Linked DNA regions of Homo sapiens: region 1 is linked to region 2. Evidence: chromatin contacts called from ENCODE Hi-C data. All regions are on one chromosome and are shown on one strand. The core of a region is the stretch at or near the end of the contact, and the rest is flanking DNA. Distances in the headings are between cores, read along the strand shown.

Evidence for each region. A loop is a pair of places that touch in the nucleus more often than their neighbours do. Pooled maps may share reads with other maps.
Region 1: a map of endothelial cell of umbilical vein shows a loop between it and region 2 (5-fold over the local background). The contact joins the enhancer-like site here to the promoter of RAB3C in region 2. A Hi-C loop is called at or near these places in 1 of 168 maps with a recorded cell type or tissue (endothelial cell of umbilical vein) and 1 of 50 pooled maps.

The regions. Positions count from the first base shown.
Region 1 is chr5:58,665,375-58,669,991 of GRCh38, forward strand. The region is part of intron 2 of RAB3C (RAB3C, member RAS oncogene family); the gene reads left to right. Among named protein-coding and RNA genes, the nearest start is that of RAB3C, 85 kb to the left of the region's middle. Within about 2 kb of position 1,307, at least 2 of the 41 ENCODE cell types and tissues checked have a DNase peak (open chromatin) inside an H3K27ac peak, as active enhancers do; they include endothelial cell of umbilical vein, where a contact is called at or near this core.
Region 2 is chr5:58,581,173-58,585,734 of GRCh38, forward strand. It overlaps RAB3C (RAB3C, member RAS oncogene family), which reads left to right and starts at 1,903. Exons shown (of 5, transcript NM_138453.4): 1 at 1,903-2,060. The coding sequence starts at 2,037. RefSeq lists a silencer at 1,710-1,909.

The sequences.
Region 1 (4,617 bases), core at 57-2,556, 84 kb after region 2:
ATGTTTTGCGTGCAAATTTGGTAGCAACTTCTTTCAGTTGCAATATAGTTTCTATTTATTTAAGTAGTCCTACTGAGAAATGAGCTGCTATGTGCCTGTCCTTATCAGAAAACACTACATCTTGGGCTCTACCAGGAAACAGAAGACTATTTATTAGTACCAAAGAAAGGTACTAATGATTTCAGATTGAAGTAGTACAATAAATGGTCCATTAAATGCTCTTGAATTTACGTGCTTTCATTTTATTGCTGTTATTTCATTAACTCCTTGATGGACACTTGTTTTGGAAAAAATCATCTTCTCAATGCAAATCCTGGGACTGCTTCTCCTTGAGGTCATTCAAACTCCGTGTTACTCATTTTCTATCTTCGTGGTAGCATCATAGTGCCTTGCATGTTAAAGGTATCCCATACATGTATTTTAGAACAAAGAAATGAATAAACAAAGGACATTTAATCTTATTTTACATATTTAGGAATAGGGATCTTTGATAAGCTTATTTTCTTTGAAACTCAATGAAGTCATGGAATACTACACTTCTACAAATCCTTTAATGTAGGAGTCAGTGGGAAACGTGCATATCTACTGAGGATCATGAAGGCCAATACACTGCACTAAAATATTGAGGGACACAAAGAACCCTTTTATTGCCTGCACTGCAAATTCATCTGTTTCTGCAATAGATTTCTGTGAATAGATGATGGGCTGTACTATATTTTAATTCCTTGCTTCTGGCAGGTTCCAACACACAGGGGTAAGAGGATGAAACAATAGTAGACAGCTATAATTATTTGGTTAGGGATTGCATAGGGTAATATTCAATGTCCCTCAGGAAATTGGCACAACACAATATAATTGGCTTTATTTTATTGTTTGTAATGTTCATGTTTCCCCAAGTCAGCTGTGCTTTATTTGATTGCACTGAGACCAAAAATATGTAAAGTATTTGTTGACAGAGAAGGTGAACAAGCTATTACTCTGTATGAGTGGATAGCTTGAAGTGTTCACATCTCTAGTTTTGCCAAGTGTTTATATTACAGATATGTTGAAAACCACTGCGGGGGACAAGGACAGTCTTTCTCAAATTTGAGCATAAATGAGAATCACTTGGAGTATTTGTTAAAATTCAAGATTCTTAGGCCTTATTTCCATAGATTCTGATTCCAGAGGATCAAAGCATGCAAAAGATATTGAATCTCTAACAAGCTCCCAAACAATGGTGGTTCACACACCACAGTCTTTGTAACACCACACTAGGCTGACCAGTTAGTAGAGATAGGGGCTGCTGGTCACACATGTGGATGAAGTTAGGTGGAAATCAGCTGGAAGCCTGAGCTGCGGTCAGGGCAGGAAGGCCTGCATCTTCCCCAGGAAGAAACTGCGACTTCTCTGAAGACAGATGATGAATGTGAAGCTAATTATATGGGAGTTGACTCAGAGGATAATGGAGATGATTTATGGAAAGTTGTGCTACAAAACTGGGTGGAAATATGAAAACAGCAGTGAGGTGATGACGTGCGTGGGACGTCAGACCAGAGCCAAAAATTTCTTTTATTGCATCTGAACATTTGAGCGTTTTGTCCTGGGGAGACAACCAATTGCCATTAATGTTGGAAAACAAAATTATCTGATGCTTTTAGACAGACTATGTGAAGTGTAAATGAATCATGGTGATAGTTGTGGCAGACTCTCCAAGTTGCTTTCCCAATGTCTTTTCACCCCTTTACCAACAGAACCACCATATCATATCAATTGGAAACAAATGAGAATTGGTTTTACGCACTGATGACACTAACAATGGGGGTAGGCCTTACTGAGCTTGGCAATTTGCCCAGTTATAAAATTTGATTCCTCAGCCTCCTTTAAAGCTGCATAGATCTGCATGACAGAGTTCTAGCAAGTGAGAGATAACCAGAGCTCTACTAAGCAGGCTTCTGGGAATCTATTGTTTTCCTGACTTAAGGAAATGAAAGGGCAGACTTAGCTGCATTGCACCCTTTGCTATTTCCTCTCCCTCCTTTCCTGGAATGTAGTTGTAAGGCCTGGGTGTGTAGGAGCCATCCTGAAAGCATTAGGACAAAAGCCAAATGAAAAGATGGAGGGAGCCTGGGACTTCCATACTAGCCCCGGGCTGCCTACCCCAGACTCCTGTTGCCTAGGAAGAGTATATTAATTTGCTTAAGCAGCTGCTTTTGTGTGCCTGTTATATGGAGCCATACAAAATTCCTAACAGATGAAATGGATATGATTTGTTAAGAATTTACTACATGCTAGCCACTTTTCTAAAAGTTGTATATATATTATATATCATTGAATTCTGACAGTGGCCCCGTGAGATATATCGTTCTATTTTACCAAAAGCTCTAAGAAGAATCAATAGCATTTTAAAATGGACTTTTAATAATGCCAGGGTAAATTTCTGTGTGTAAGTTTAAATTTTATTTACTTTAACCTGACTTAACTCCTCTCCTAAGATAGTCTCTTGACACTTATTTTACACATAATGTATTTTATGGTGATTATATTCTATGCCTCTTATATGGACTTGAAATTATTAATATTCATCCTCCATTGGGCTCAAAAACAGGTGAAGTTTACTACCAAAAACAAAGAAACAAACAAAACCCAGTTTTGATTCTTGTAACTTGGGTGTAAACTATGGAGAGAATCTGGGTTGAGTAGACTTGACCTCATTGTAGATGCTGTAAGTATGATATATAACATAGCTTACCCATGCATGTCCTGAAATTAATATTATATTCTAGTGGTCTGGACAGTTTCATTATTTTTGTATTGCAATTGCCCATGTTAAAAATCTGTCTGTGCTGTCATGTTCCTTCCTTTCCTCTTCAGAGAAAAGTGATTAGAACATTAAGTGGAGCAAACTGACCTGACCCTCAGAGATAAATAAAGGAATAAATTAGCTTGCAAAGAAATGGTTCACACTATCTAGAATTTATTTGCAGCTTAAATATGAGGGTGGGAGGTTAGGGTCTTGGGAGACAAATTGAGAATCTAGCTTTAAATTAGATTTAATATCAGACTGAAATTCTAGTCAATTATCCTCAAAATAACTGAAAATTTCTGTGGCACTCAGTGTTCCACAAAATCATTATTAAAGCCCAACCAATGGTTTTCATGAGTCCCACAGCCTAGTCCCCTATATGGAGATCACAGAGTTTTCAAATCCTGTCTTCTGAGTCCACATTAGGTATATTTGAGGCATAATCAGGGTCAAATCAGAGAATCACCAAAATTTAAAGACCTCATAGTATCTAGTTTAAGGTAATAATTTAGAAATGAAAATAATATAGCTGAGAGGTAGAAGTCACCCCTCCACTTAATGTTCTAATCATTTTTTTTTCTAGTACCTAAGCCAAAAATAGAGTTAGGGGCTCCTACGTCTTAATTTCTAGTCACTCATGGTCTCCCATGAAAGATTCCTGCCATAATCAGTTTGGCTGCTACAACAAAATACCATAGACTGGGTGGCTTACGCAACAGACATTTATTGCTCACAGTTCTAGGGGCTTGGAAGTCCAAGATCAAGGTGCCAGCTGATTCAGTTCCTGGAAAGGACTCTCTTCCTGGCTTACAGTTGGAGATGGCCATCTTCTTGCTGCATACAGAGGAAGAGGGAGAGAGCTATCTCATGTCTCTTCTTATAAGGGCACTAATCCCATCATGAGGGCTCCACCCCCACAACCTAATTACCTCCTGAAGGCCTCCAAATACTATTACATTGAGAGTCAGGGCTCAAAATATGAATTTTGGGGGGACAAAATTTAGCCATAGCAATTTCCCTAGTATTTTTTTCATATTCTAAGTCTCACTAGATGGGTATAATTACAAGCAATGAGTAACTTTCAAATGTGTCCTGTGTTTTTGCTAAAACCAAATCCCTATCCCAAATGTGGTCACATATGGTATCATTTCCCATCAAGAAAAATGTAGAAAATACCCCTGTTGAGATGCAACCTCATGTTCAAAGAGCCTGCTGCCCAGGTCACACCAGACCACACCCAGAGACTAATACAACGTGGAAAAGAGTGAGCCCAGAGGGATGGGCTAAGCTTACATCCAACCCACTTCCCAACAACCTCCGTCAGCCTCAAATTCAAGGTAACACTAACAGTGATGGTGTAAATCCCAGTTCCAAGGTCAGCCAGTGGCTCCTTAGAGGCAGTAGACAGAAGGCAGTAGTTTAGGTGTGCACTAGTGCAGCTGAGATCACATGCCGGCTCCACTAGTAACTCGTTTTTAAATTTGTTTTGAGAAAGTCACTTATTGTCTCTGTGCTTTGGATTTTTTCATCTGTAAAACAGATCTAACAATATTAACTCCATAGAGTTAAAAGGATCAAATGAATGACTCATGTAAGTGTGATCCCAGCTTGATACTAGCACTGAGTCTGTTAGAATCCTAAATGCAGGCAAGACCAAGGCTCAAGACAACCAAGAACTCATCATCCAGTTCCCATCAAAGATGAACTCTTCACATATCTTTTCCTTAACCAATGCTTTTTCCATGGATGGATTTGGTGACTTCTGAATAGTTTAATCTTGTTTCGCTCTCATTCCCGTTTGTTTTGAAGATCTGGAGAGTAGGCAATACTCA
Region 2 (4,562 bases), core at 653-3,152:
TTTTCTGAATAGTTATAAAAACTACTTACCTAGGTGATATCGCATTACATTCTCACTAATTGCAAGATTAGAAGACAGATTATAGAGTTGTTAAATAATACAATCAACTAAAATTAATGGAAATATTGAATATGGTAGGTTCCCAATATTAGACTGTTGCATTATTGAGTCCATACCGTGACATTTTTGAGGTTTGCACCTTTGAAAAAGTGTTACACATAGATTCTTTTAAGACAATGTTTCTCAAATTATGGCAAGGGAACCACTTGCATCAGAATTGCTGGAGTGTTTATTTAAAATGCTAATTTCCAGACCTCTCAAAAGATCTAGTGAATCAATCTCTACCTGTGGCTTAAAAATTTTAACTTTAACCTCCGTCTCAACAGATTTTCAAGTACGTTTAAGTTTCAGAACCTCTGTTCTACTGCTGCAATGAAGTTTAAAGCTGATTCAAGTTATTCCTTCCATACCTCCATGCCAATATCACAATCATTCCTTTTTCACTCTGCCTCCGTTATAATTTTGACTTCATGACAAGGCAGGGCTGATTTGCTGGATGATCAACGTTTACTTTTAAGTAGAGAGGGCTGTCTCTAGATAGTTACAGAGGACATGGATAGTCATACCTATCAGTCAACTGACAGGAAAAGGATAAGTCTAACAAAAGTACAGTTCCTAGATTTCAAAACCATTTTTTTGAACTAATCTGGGAGGAGTATAGTTGTAATATAAGGAATGACTTTGTGTTAAAGAAAGGACAGGATAACTTAATAGAGGTCTCCCATCTCATTCTGTCACGGTGCTTTTGGGTTCCGGTGATGAATGTGTTCATTTTATGTGGCTTGCTCTGGGTAAATAACCCAGTGCCCTATCAGCTCTGCAGCCCGCGGCCAGCGGCAGTGTGTGCGCGCTAATGACGGCGGAAGGTGCCTGGGGGAGGGCCTGGGGAGGGGCTGGCCAGCGCTATCGCGCCCCTGGCACTTCCTAAGAGACTGAGCCCTTTCTCTGCAGCTGCAGCTTGGATTCCACGCTTTCCCTCCAGAGGAAAGAAGCCCTCCATCTAAATCAGCTGTCTTCTCCACATCCCTCCTTTTTCTCTCCGCCAGACGCCACCCCTACCCCTTCTATTGTGTTGTGCCTTTTCATTTTAGCCCCGCTTCCTACGTAGAGCCCTAACCTCCTTTGTAGCGAGGGCACTTGAGAATTTCTGAACCTCGAGTTGTAATGGAGCTGTATGGAAAGGTAAGCAGGCGAAAGGAGTTCCTTGGGGTGCTTAGCCAGAAATCTCGCTTTCACGCACTTCGGTGTGCGGGTTGTGTGTGTGACTATGTACGCGCGCGCGACTTCTCAGTGCAATTATGCGGATAAACCACTTTCCTTATGTGTGTACCGTTAATCGTCTTTCTCCCCTACGTTTGGTGAATGAGATTGTAAAACTGCCCCACTCTGCCTAAGGAAACGTAGAAACTTTCCCGATTCGGATGGGGAGGGGTAGGGCGGAGAGTCCCAGAGACCAGCTCTGGCTTCGTTTGCATTGGAAATTAGCACAAGGTAGTGTTGTTTCCTAATCAGAAAATCACCATCTACTTCCGAAGGCGATAGTTAGCAAAGAAAAATCTCCAGCTGAGATAAGCTGGGGTCACATTCGCCTGCCCCTGGCGAGGAAAAGAGCAGGGGAGACTGGGAGAGGTAACCCAGGAGCGTTTGGAAAGGAGTAGGGAGGCTCCGCGGCCGAGCCCGACTGGCGGATCGAGCCTGTTTAATGGTTTGCTTGCTTGCCGGGAGTTGTAGTTCACCGCTCGCCCGTTTGCCGGGAACACCCGGAGGGCGAGACTACAGCTCCCAGGAGTGCACGGGGCTCCTCGGCAGTACGCGTGTGCGGCGCCAGGAGAGGACAGCTCCAGTGCTGATGTTGGAGCCGGTTAGCGAACCCCAAGAGTGCAGAGTGTGGAGCGTGGAGCGCCGGGACTGTGCACGCTTGACCGGAAGCCCAGACCAGTGCGGTCCTAGCCAGAGAGAAAGGACATTTGCCAACAATGAGACACGAAGCGCCCATGCAGGTGGGTCCATAAAGAAAGAGTGGCCTCGGGAGGAATTGAAAGAGATGCTTTTCCCCTTGCTCCGCGCACAAGCAGTTCAACGTAAGGAAAGGTCTAGGCGGTCACCCGCGGAGATGCGGCTCTGTGACATGACCCTGGGAACAGAGTTGGGTTTCTTTACGCTCTGTGTGGCTGTGATTGGGGCTGTCTTGATGAGGGATCGGGCTATTCGCAATCTTTCTAGGCTCTGTAAAGAGGATAAGAGTGTCTGTCTAAAATGAAAACCCAAGCAAACAAAAGTCAGAGGAGCATGCAATCTCGTGTTGGCATTGATCTCCTCTCTTGGCATCCGGGGTTTGAGATCGCGGTGAAAACTCACGGATTTAAGGCAGATAGATCAGATTCGGGGTTGAAGGCTCCCCACTGGAGTCGGCATAGAGCGAATTCCGCTTGGTTAAAGGCGCATTAAATAAAGAGAAGCCAATGTTAGGCTCCTCAAAGTCCCCTTTCTTCAGTTAGGCTCCCAGTATCAGCAAAAAATAGCAAACACATCGGGGCTTGGCATATCCCTGAGCTATGCCAGCATCACTGTCCACACAACTGGTTTACTCTGTTTTGGAGACAGCCCCCTCTGAGCTTTCCTGTGTTATGTGCCCATTTGTTCTCCGATTCCCCATTTCAATCACATTCTTAGGTTTGTTTCCTTTGAGAAATGCAAAGGACTCTGGTGCAGAAGTACCACTGCCTAAGCATCTTGCTTAAGTTTTGTTTTTAAGTAAAGATGAGTGATAATTCTCGTCTCTATGTACTACCAGTTAACGTTAAACATCAGCTTGTGTTTATTAATCAAGCAGTGATCCTACTGTGTAACAGAAAGGCATTTTATGAGTGGGGTTGAGAGAAGAATAGAAAACATCATTTGGAATGTGCTGTCTCTCCTGAGAACCCACCTCTGCTGCCAAACCCAAGAGTATAAATATTTGACATTAATTCGGACTTCAGCGTTTTCCAACTGGTTTCTTCATGAATCAAGGACTTTAAACATATGCTTTGATTTACTTTTAATTTATTTTATGGGTTATGTATATTAAGAACCCCTTACTGGACTGTTAGATGAAAAATCTATAGAATTTAATTGTTTGTTGGGTGATTATATAAGGGAAGTCCTCAAATTACCTATGAGTTATTGAAAATTTGATTTGTTCCAGGGAACAGTGGCCCCTTTGTGTGTCTTCTAATACCTCTATTTGTGACTTAGCTTTTCATTATAGACCTGATGTGAAAAGAATCTGAACAGACAATAAAGGTACAGGCTGTTGCAATCAAGATATATTGGTTTATGATAATTTTCTATTACTGGAGATACTACCAGGAGCCAACTGGCTAAATTAATCATATTTAATTATAAGTAAACACTAATTGTAGACTTTAAAAGTAGATCATTATACTTCACTATGTATATGTATATTAAAACATGTACATCTTAAATTTACACAATAAAAAAGATTTCCAAGAATTTTTGAAAAATAAAGTAGATTGTTAATATTTAAAGTAAACTATGTATGCACTGATATTTTTTCAATCAAAATAAATTACGAAAAATTTAACCACACTGTATATCAATTTTGCTTTCTTACAGAGTTGCTTAGAATGTTCAGAAAGGTCATTAAAATATTACAGAACTGTATTAATGTTTCAGGAAACAGTTAAAATTATTTTTTGTGTTCACCAACTATGTAGTAGGCACTGTGATTTTCTATTTTAGTCAAAACTTTAATGAAGAACTAAAATAAAAATAAGGTAAAATGAAATTAATTTGCTTGTGGATGGAGTTATTGTCATATTTATAATGTATTTTTAGTCGTTGGACTAAGTTTTTGAAATTTAAAATTTCCAAATGCTGTCATGAGTAATGTACATTTTAGGAAATCAAAGACTTTTTTAGCATATTTAATTAAAGCACATACATTAATTCAATTTAACTAATAAATTGTTGTTATGGTGACCCCATCTCCATTATTATCAATTTTCAAAAATATGTAATAATAGATAGGATAAAAACTATAAGCTTACTCTGAATATTTTAAAGTAACAAGTAATGTTTCAGCACCGATATTTCTGAATTGTAATCACATTTCACGTGACTTTGATATATGACAATGCAACAAGATAAATAATTGACTTTTTTTTTCATTTAAAGACTGAACCACATCATCATTTTAAATATATGCCCCAAATATTTTTTTACTTAGGTCTGTAGAAGATGACTCACAAGCAAAACCTCATTTTATGGTTCCATAAAATAAGAGATTTCTTCTCTGCTTTTAAAAAATATTTAGTTCATTTGTTGATGTGAAAGAAAATGAGCTTTTTAATGTATTTGCTTATTTCCCAATTTACTTCTTGTATTTTCTTAAATCAAAGAATCCTTTTAAAAATCATGTAAGGTCTTTTAAAAAGCATTTGATGTATCTATATAAATAAGTTGATGTTCTGTTCGAGGTAGTTATCTTTGATATGTGC